2 separate regions of the Homo sapiens genome follow, and region 2 is linked to region 1. Evidence: read pairs that join two places in POLR2A ChIA-PET (ENCODE). Cell type or tissue: endothelial cell of umbilical vein. All regions are shown on one strand. Each heading gives the region's core, and the rest is flanking DNA. Links, peaks and the distances in the headings are about the cores only. Region 1 has its middle 310 kb from the start of LINC02141. Region 2 has its middle 500 kb from the start of LINC02141.

Evidence for each region. Peaks named below come from ENCODE experiments on the same cell type or tissue, not always from the same donor. Only the 100,000 strongest peaks of a DNase experiment are listed, where the experiment ranks them.
Region 2: POLR2A ChIA-PET joins it to region 1 with 5 read pairs; 2 of 35 experiments call an interaction of 5 or more read pairs at or near these places.

Annotation. Positions count from the first base shown.
Region 1 is chr16:60,162,374-60,166,780 of GRCh38, forward strand. No RefSeq gene overlaps it. Among named protein-coding and RNA genes, the nearest start is that of LINC02141, 310 kb to the left of the region's middle. In endothelial cell of umbilical vein, for the core only: no CTCF peak of the experiment used is centred there; no DNase peak of the experiment used is centred there.
Region 2 is chr16:59,354,991-59,359,397 of GRCh38, forward strand. No RefSeq gene overlaps it. Among named protein-coding and RNA genes, the nearest start is that of LINC02141, 500 kb to the right of the region's middle. RefSeq lists an enhancer at 1,775-2,069. In endothelial cell of umbilical vein, for the core only: no CTCF peak of the experiment used is centred there; a DNase peak (open chromatin) is centred at 1,951.

The DNA of each region.
Region 1 (4,407 bases), core at 195-4,194:
ACAGGGTCAGCTATTTCATTGTGAACAATTTGGCCACCAAATTGCCCTCATCTACCTCCTGAATATGCTGCAGTTTTTTATATTAAATGCTGGGTCTTTTGTACCCTATACTCTAAGGCTTTGGCCTTCTTTCTCTTAATTTCCTCCTCAGGATTTTATTATTTGTGTCTAGGTATCTTCCTCTATAGGATGCGAAAGGAGGGAGAAATTGGATTGACAATTACAGAATGCTTTGTGGGCTGTTAATGGTTCATTCTTTGGATACTCCCTTATGTACACACACACACACACACACACACACACACACACACACACACACGTATATATCATAGTACACATAATTTTGTTAAAATTTTTTCCAAAGATGATTTTTATATCTTTAATATAATTGTAGATTTTGTCTAAAAAATAATACAAGAATTTTTATCTAAACATTTTTTACTCCAAATACATTAACCAAGAAAATTACAGTAGCTAATATGAGTTTACTTAAAGTAAGATTTTGTATAAGTAGTAGCTGGAGTTATTTTGAAGACTCTTACATACAATAAAAATTGCAATAGTCTTACCCTCCAGATGCACATTTTACCTAGATAAAGTATTTATGAAAGATTATAAAATCTGTATTATTGAAGTATCATTCAAGTGGTGCTTTCTGTTGAAAATGAAAGTAAAAGCAGCATGGGTATTTGCAATTTATCTATATCAGTGGATCTTTAGATTGGAAATAAACTTGAACACAATTATTATTATTATTATTGTGGATAGTAACTGAAAGATTGAATGCAGATGGAAAACAATAATGAGCTATTGACTTCACAGAAGAAAATGAGAAAGGAGTTGCTGAGGAGGATGGAACATCAAAGGGCTAATGGATTTGGCTGTGAAGCCCAACAAATCTCTGCAAGCCTCTCTTCGATGAGGCCGAGTTTTGTTTATCATTAAAGGAGAAAATCAAAGGCATGAGAGTTCACATCCTGCTATCTGGGGGACTAGCTGAAGATGCCATAGAAAGCTGGGAATACTTCTAATTGCAGCATCTCATGGATCCACCAATGTCTGACATAGGGATGTGGAGAAGCAGTCATGCTTTGCCTCCTTCAAGGATCACAGAAAGAGAGAGGAGAAAGAGAGAGGAAAAAGGAAATGAATAGCAAAGCTGGGATTGTGAGGGGATAGAGTTAGCAGAAAAAGCTTTCAAGGAAACCAATCCCTTAGCATTGCTTAGCTAAAACTTCCCTGACCATTATCCATTATTTCACTTGATACATGTATCTTTTTCTACTTATAAAACTAGCTATTTTTTACCTTACAAATTTCATGGTGTTTTTCTGGGGGAGGGTGTAGGCAGGATTCAGTCTGCATTTATTTTGAAGTGTAAGTTTAAATTCTTTTAAATGACAAATCCTAGCCGGGTGTGGTGGCTCACTCCTGTAATCCTAGCACTTTGGGAGACCAAGGCTGGTGGATCACCTGAGGTCAGGAGTTCGAGACCAGCCTGGCCAACATGACCAAACCCCGTCTCTACTAAAAATACAAAAATTAGCCGGGTGTGGTGGCGGGAGTCTGTAATCCCAGCTACCAGGGAGGCTGAGGCAGGAGAATCACTTGAACTCCTCCAGGAGGCGGAGGTTGCAGTGAGCCAAGATCACGCCATTGTACTCCAGCCTGAGCCGCAGAGTGAAACTCCATCTAAAAATAAATAAATAAATATAGGATGAGTTCATGTCCTTCGTAGGGAGATGGATGAAGCTGGAAACCATCATTCTCAGCAAACTATCGCAAGGACAGAAAACCAAACACCGAATGTTCTCACTCTTAGGTGGGAATTGAACAATGAGAACACTTGGACACAGGAAGGGGAACATCACACACCGGGGCCTGTCATGGGGTGGGGGGAGGGGGGAGGGATAGCATTAGGAGATATACCTAATGTAAATGACCAGTTAATGGGTGCAGCACGCCAACGAGGCACATGCATACGTATGTAACAAACAAACCTGCACGTTGTGCTCATGTACCCTAGAACTTAAAGTATAAAAAAAAAAGAATTGTGCTGCTATAATAAAAAAAAATAAAAATAAAATTTCACTCTTATAATGTTTCTGATGAGAAATGCATCTGTCAATAAAATAAAATATAATACCAGATTATACTTCAGGCATTGTGTGCATGCAGGATTTAATTAATCTTCACAATGATCTTAATATGGAAATCCGAGCTAGATTTTTACATTTCACTTTGAGGAAGCAGAATCCCAGAGAGTTTAGAAATTTTCTTAAGATTACTTAACTAATGGATGGCAGAGCTGAGATTTATGCTCAGGACCACCTGACTCTAAAACCTATGCAGTTTCTAAAGGGCTGCATTGCCTATTGAGAGGCACATAAATTATATTTATGTTGTACAGGATGACCATATAATTTACCTTCTCAAGTGAGTTACTTTTGCCTAAGACAAATAGTAAATAGGACAAGAGGTAAAAACCAAGACTGTCCCAGACAATGGGGGCGTGCAGTCAACCTAATTGTGCGTAATGAATGTGTTATTGAGTGAGATCATATAATATACCTACCTGTAGGGTTCTTCTTGAGAATCTGAAATATTACCTAATCTGAATTTATAAAATGTAGACTTGCATCCAATTTGCAGGAATTATTCATCACAAATGGCTGATTTCCTGCCTTTACTCAGATTTGTGTAAGTGACTCAATTATAATCAAGAAACAGCAGAGCAGAGCACGCAAAGTAACTATGCAATCACCAATATGGATCTCAAGCTCTGATGGGATGCTTCTCTGATATTAAATGCAAGCTGAAAAGAGGACAGAGAGTAAATGAAGGATTTGCACTTCACCATTTCTGACAAACTAATAGTACATTTTCTTTATTTCACAGGATCAGTTCCCCAAATTACTACCTTGGCATATGTAGGTATTCTGGAAATATATCAGTGTGAGAATAATAAATAAGCACTGATAGGGAACAATGTGTATTGGTCAGAGTTCTCCATAGAGACAGAATCAATTGGATGTGTACATTTAGACATAGATGATACGGATAGTGATGATACAGATAGAGATAGAGATATGAGAAGGAATTTATTAGGAGAATTGGCTGACATGATTATGGAGGCTGACAAATCTCACAATGGGCCATCTGCAAACTAGAGACCCAGGGATGCTTGTATCATGGCTCAGTCCGAGTCTAAAAGCCTCAGAACTAGGGAAGGCGATAGTGTAATGCTCAGTTTGAGACTGAAGGCCTGAGAGCCTGGGGATGGGGGAAACTGGTATAAAAGTCTGTAATTCTTATGTCAAAGAGCAGGAGAGAGACAAGAAATTACCTTTTCTCTCTCTTTTTTGTTACATTAGGCCCTAGCTGATTGGATGGTGCCTGCCCATATTCATGGTTGGTCTTCCCCACTCAGTCCACTGACTCTAACGCCAATCTCCTCTGGAAACACCCTCACAGACACACCAGGAGAGAATGCTTTGCCAGTTCTCTAAGCAACCCTTAATCCATTTACGTTGACTCCTAAAATTATCCTCACACAATGCAACTACAAAGGCTTTAATGTGTAGGAGAAACAAGGCTCATCAATAGTAAAAGTGATCATTAGCGAATGGATATTTCGCTGTTCTTCTTTTGGTGGCATCATATAGGAGAGCTTGGAAAGCTATGGCTGTCTAGCATCAAGTCTCAGATTTCCATCTTTTTCATGTGCTTGGAGAATGTCACCTTCCTTCTCTGGATCTCTATAAAATGAGGCATTCATTCAGTAAGGTAAGAGAGAACAATCTAGAAAACAGATTGGCTAGACTACCCTGATCCCTACTCACCTATCCAAGGCCCCAAGAAAGGAAGACTTTTTCACTCCATGGTTTCTTCTGTATCAGATACCCACTAAAAGGCACAGCAATGTGAGTAAGATATGATTCACTAACTATAATGATTGGCAAAGATCCAGCAATAGTACCCAAGGCAAATTATACTGGCTTGGATTTATAAATTATACAACATCCTCAAAACATCCTTTCTTTGAATAGAGTAGAAAGAAGAAAGTCCTTCTTGCCAAAGGCAATCTGCCTTGAGACATTCCATAGTACTGCCAATATCCAAACCAAAACTAGACTTGTAGGTACGTCTCCTTGCAGCAACCCATGCCATATCAATACAGTAGATGGTCTGTAAGCTGTCTCATACCTTGCAGGCCTTCTTTAGTGGTGATTTTGTTTTTTTTTTTGAGATGGAGTCTTACTCTATTACCCAGGCTGGAGTGCAGTGGCACAATCTTGGCTCACTGCAACCTGCGCTTCCTGGGTTCAAACAATTCTCCTGCCTCAGCCTCCCAAGTAGCTGGGATTATAGGTGACCGCCACCATGCCTGGCTAATTTTTGTATTTT
Region 2 (4,407 bases), core at 231-4,230, 810 kb before region 1:
ACCTCCTCATCTTGTATAGTCTTGGGACTCTGCAGAGAGTCCCCACCAGCAAGAAGGCCCTCAGCAGATGTAGCCCCTTATCCTTGGACTCATCAGCCCTCATAACTCTAAGAAATAAATTCATTTTCTATATAAATTACCCAGTTCCAGGTAGTCTGTTCTAAGCAACAGAAAATGGACATCTAAGTAACAGACATCTGCCATCTATGTCTCAGGGCCCGCACGTGGGGAGAAAAAATCTTGTGAAATTGACTAATAAATTATACCTAACATGCAACTACAAATGGGCAATGTGAAGTTTAGTAAATTTCCCAGAAAGATGAATAGTATTTTGAAGCACACTTTGTCGCACTGAAGAATCTGAGTCTTTTAATGACTTACAAGAGAGAGAAGAGATCTTTTTAAAATGTGTAAGATGGCTTTGCTTAGAGAGAAGAGAATACAAACTCTTTTGAAGTTTTAACTGCTGGTTAGATTCCTTAAGCCAGTGGTTCTCAACTGGAGGCAATTTTGTTTTTCAGGGAACATGGCCAATATCTAGAGACATTTTCAATTGTCATGATTTGGGGTGGGGGAGTGCAACTGGTATCTTGTAGGTAGAAGCCAGAGATGCTGCTAAACATTCTGCAATGCACAGGACAGCCCACCTCCTACCCCTCAAGGGAATTATCTGATCCAAAATACCAGAGTGCCAAGGTTGAAAAACCTTGTTTTAGCAGACAGGGGAGATTAAGATGTAATTTGGGAACTAGTGCGTCTAAACTCAGAAAAGCTGCTACAGTTGGCTACTACTACTTAGTATCCATGGAGGATTGGTTCCAGGACACGACATCCTGCCTTTTCTCCTGCAAATACCAAAATCCCCAGATGCCCAAGTCCCTTAGGGGGCCTTCCAAATAGGCAGATAGGGAGGGCTGACTGTATTAGTATTTTGCTTTTAATCAGGGAGACTGATCTAGTTGATTTGCATAAACAAACAGCACTAGCAACATTTCTCAGCAGGGAGGAGGATGACATAGATGGAGGAAGAGTACAAATTTCAAAGCATATAGACATAAAATAAAATTCTGGAGTTGCTCCATATTTTAGCTGTGTGATTGCTTCTAAAATTCTCAATGTCTTCATCTATTAAGTGGGAAGTGCACAAAGATGTACTTTGCATTGTTTTGGGATTAAAAAAAATATTTTCACCAAAGTTGAGAACCACTAAACAAATGTTAATTATCTTTGCCGAACACCTGTTCAAATTGAGCAAATAATACTATTAAATGATAGGGAATGAGGTACAAATTACAGTCTCCGAGTTTCCATGAGAAACTGTGAGAAATGTCCTAAGTCAGATGCAGGTTTTATCTGGGTGAAACCGACTCAATTTTGATTGGCAGGTGTCAGCTGTTTGACGTATGTTCTACTGATTTCCTACTCTCCCAAATCTTAGAAGAAAGGAGTATTTCACAGAACGAATGCAGGCAATATTTGAAAGACAAAAATCACTTAAGATATTTTTGAGGGCTGGGAGCTAAAAGCTTACCTTGGTTGTTTTTTTTTTCTCTTCTAATTATGAAATAATAAATTCTAGAAAGGGAATTGTACATTGTAGGGTATTTGTGAAATATCGTACTACACAAGAAATAAAAATCACTTCTAAGATCAACACGTAGCAAAAAAATCAGTGTTCACATTTGTGTTTAGAGCTTTGTCTCAGCAGGTGGCTATTTGCTCTCCCTGTTTTAGATAGGTTCATTTCTCCCCGTTTTTCATTCCTGAAAGCCAAAGTAACCATCAGGCTCCCTGTCACTTAAAGAGGAGGAGATTTATTGCATTTAACTGAAAGGGCACTGTTGGAACAGGGACAATGTAGTAAGTTAACTGTAATCAGGGAGGTCCAGACCAGTCTCCTGGCCTCCCAGGTCATTTCTTATCTGTTCCTGTTGCTTGGTCATCAGCAGTTGGGACTCTGTTCACAGAAATGCTGCTGAAGGAAAGGCTCAGCAGGGATCAGCTTTCAGCTGGTTGCATGTCACAGGCTGGGTGACTACTGATTTTTTATGAGACCTGTTTTATGCTATCAGCTTTATTTTTCCACAGGCAGAGGAAAGCATGTCAAGTAATTACTCCTTCAATAACTTATAGGAAAGAGGTAAAGTGCAATAAGCTTTTGGTTGGAACTCAAACACAGCCAAGAAGTACTAGAAGACAAAATTCCACTTCAGCCAAGCGTAGGATATTGGGGTCAACATATGTCTTTGTTCCTTATTTTTGGCTATAAGGAAGTATTTAGTTTTCAGCATAGGAAACAGAGCCATGTCCTGGTTTTCAGGGCTCCAATTCCATGGGCCATGGCCTCTGTGTGTACACGAGGGTCACACTGTCTTAAAAGGTCTTTTTTCTAACACCATGATGATTGTGTGTTTTAAGAGGCCTTTTTAGTTTTTTGTTTGCTCATTTTGTTTTCGAGACACTCTCATGAATACATGTTACATATAAACACATGCATTTTAAACATAATCAGAATATATAATTTGGTGGTAATTATCATTACAGTTTTAGACTACAACATATTTTATATTAACATAAGAAATTCTCCAATATTTCTTAACCAAGAGCTAACTTCAAATGTAATAATGGGAAACTTTCTATTTAATTAAAATACATACTTTCTGGCTAAAGAATAAAGTTTCTTCTTTTTCTTTTTGAAAATAGGTTCTATGATAATATAGATATCATATAATTTCCCCTGTATTCAGTCCATTGTAACTTAACAAAGAGAAACTTTGCCTTTGAATTTGAGGAATGTATTTCCTCCAGAGATAAACTTGTATAATGTTTGCTTAAGAACCCAGGAGTTTAATTTATAATTCCCCATTATATTTGGCAATTGTCAGAGTGGAAGGCAATAGCAGATTTAACAGTAGGGGGAAGGGGTGTGAAAAACTGATGTTATTGGCATTAAACTTTAAAACTTTCTATAGGTGCATGATTTATATTAGAATGTGGCATTGGTGGCATCTTGGGTTTCCCTGAAAGTGCTACCTTTGGGGCAGTGGGATGTACTGTAGGGGAATTAGTTTACTCTACTTTGTTCAAAATGATCATGACCCTGCACATTTTATTTGTTAAGGCACTGATATAGGAGCACAGTTTAAAGTAAGAGTTTTTACTTTACTGTTTTTCTATGTGAATTAAGTAATTAAATTTTAATATGAATTAAAAAGTACAAAATTCCCAGTTTTATAGCTTGGAAAAAATTAATTTCAGCCATATCAAGAAAGAGAATGTTAACAATACTTTAAAATACCCTTCATGATTCCTCCCTGTCACTAACCCTTCTTCCCCAATGATAACTTCTGTCCTAATCTCTAAAACCACAGATTAGCTTTGTCTATTTTTGAATTTGATTTGATATGAATAAAATCAAGTGTTATATTCTCCTTTGTGTCTGCTTTTTTTGTCTCATTATTTTGTTTGTGAGATTCATCCATGTTTCTGTATGTAGCATTAGGTAATTTATTTTAATTGATGTATGGCACATGTAATAAAATGTCATAATTTAGTTATTTGTTCTTTAGTTAATGAATATGTTCGTTACCTGCAAATTTTGCCTATTATGAATAGTTCTGTTTTCTACCAGCACTTTAAAAACACCAATATTTCTGCAGAAATATAAAGCTATTAGTCTTTTTCATTATGAAAAAATTTTACAGGTTTTCTTTATTTTTTGTTTTGATCAGTTTTGCTAAGATGTATTAGTTGTGCTTTTCTGTGTATTTATGCTGCTTGAGGTTGATAATGCTTGATATCTATTGCTTAATATCATTCTTCAGTTCTGGAAAATTTTTGGCTATTATGTATTTTAAATTGCTTCTGCACATTCTCTTTCTTTCCTTTTTAGGTTTTTCATTACACATATATTCGTCCTTTTCATGCCCCTTTACTCTATTTTATTTATATTTCGTCCATTTTCCCCTTTGTAGTTTAAGGATGGTTTTACTGACATCTTTTCCAAATCACTGATCTATTCACCTGTGTCTAATCGGCTGTTAAACCCATTTTACTGAGTTCTGAAATTCAATAATTGCTAGGTCCACATCTATAATTTCCATTTGATTCTTTTATAGATTCCAGTTCTCTGATGGTATTCTTTATCTTGCCTCTTATTTTTGAAGATATTAATAAGCTATTTAAGTCTTTGCTTGACAGTCATAATACCTGGATCACCTGTGAGTCTCTTGCTATGGTTAGTACTTTTTCTTTTAGTCCTTTCTCTTGGGATTTCTATTAATATTTCATTGAATGATGGTTATTGGCCACACGAAATTGAAGAGGCTTTACCTGTTTCTGGGCAAGATTATAATCTCTGTAGAGACTTATCTTTTTATAACTCGTCCTTACTTCCAGGGTTTGGTC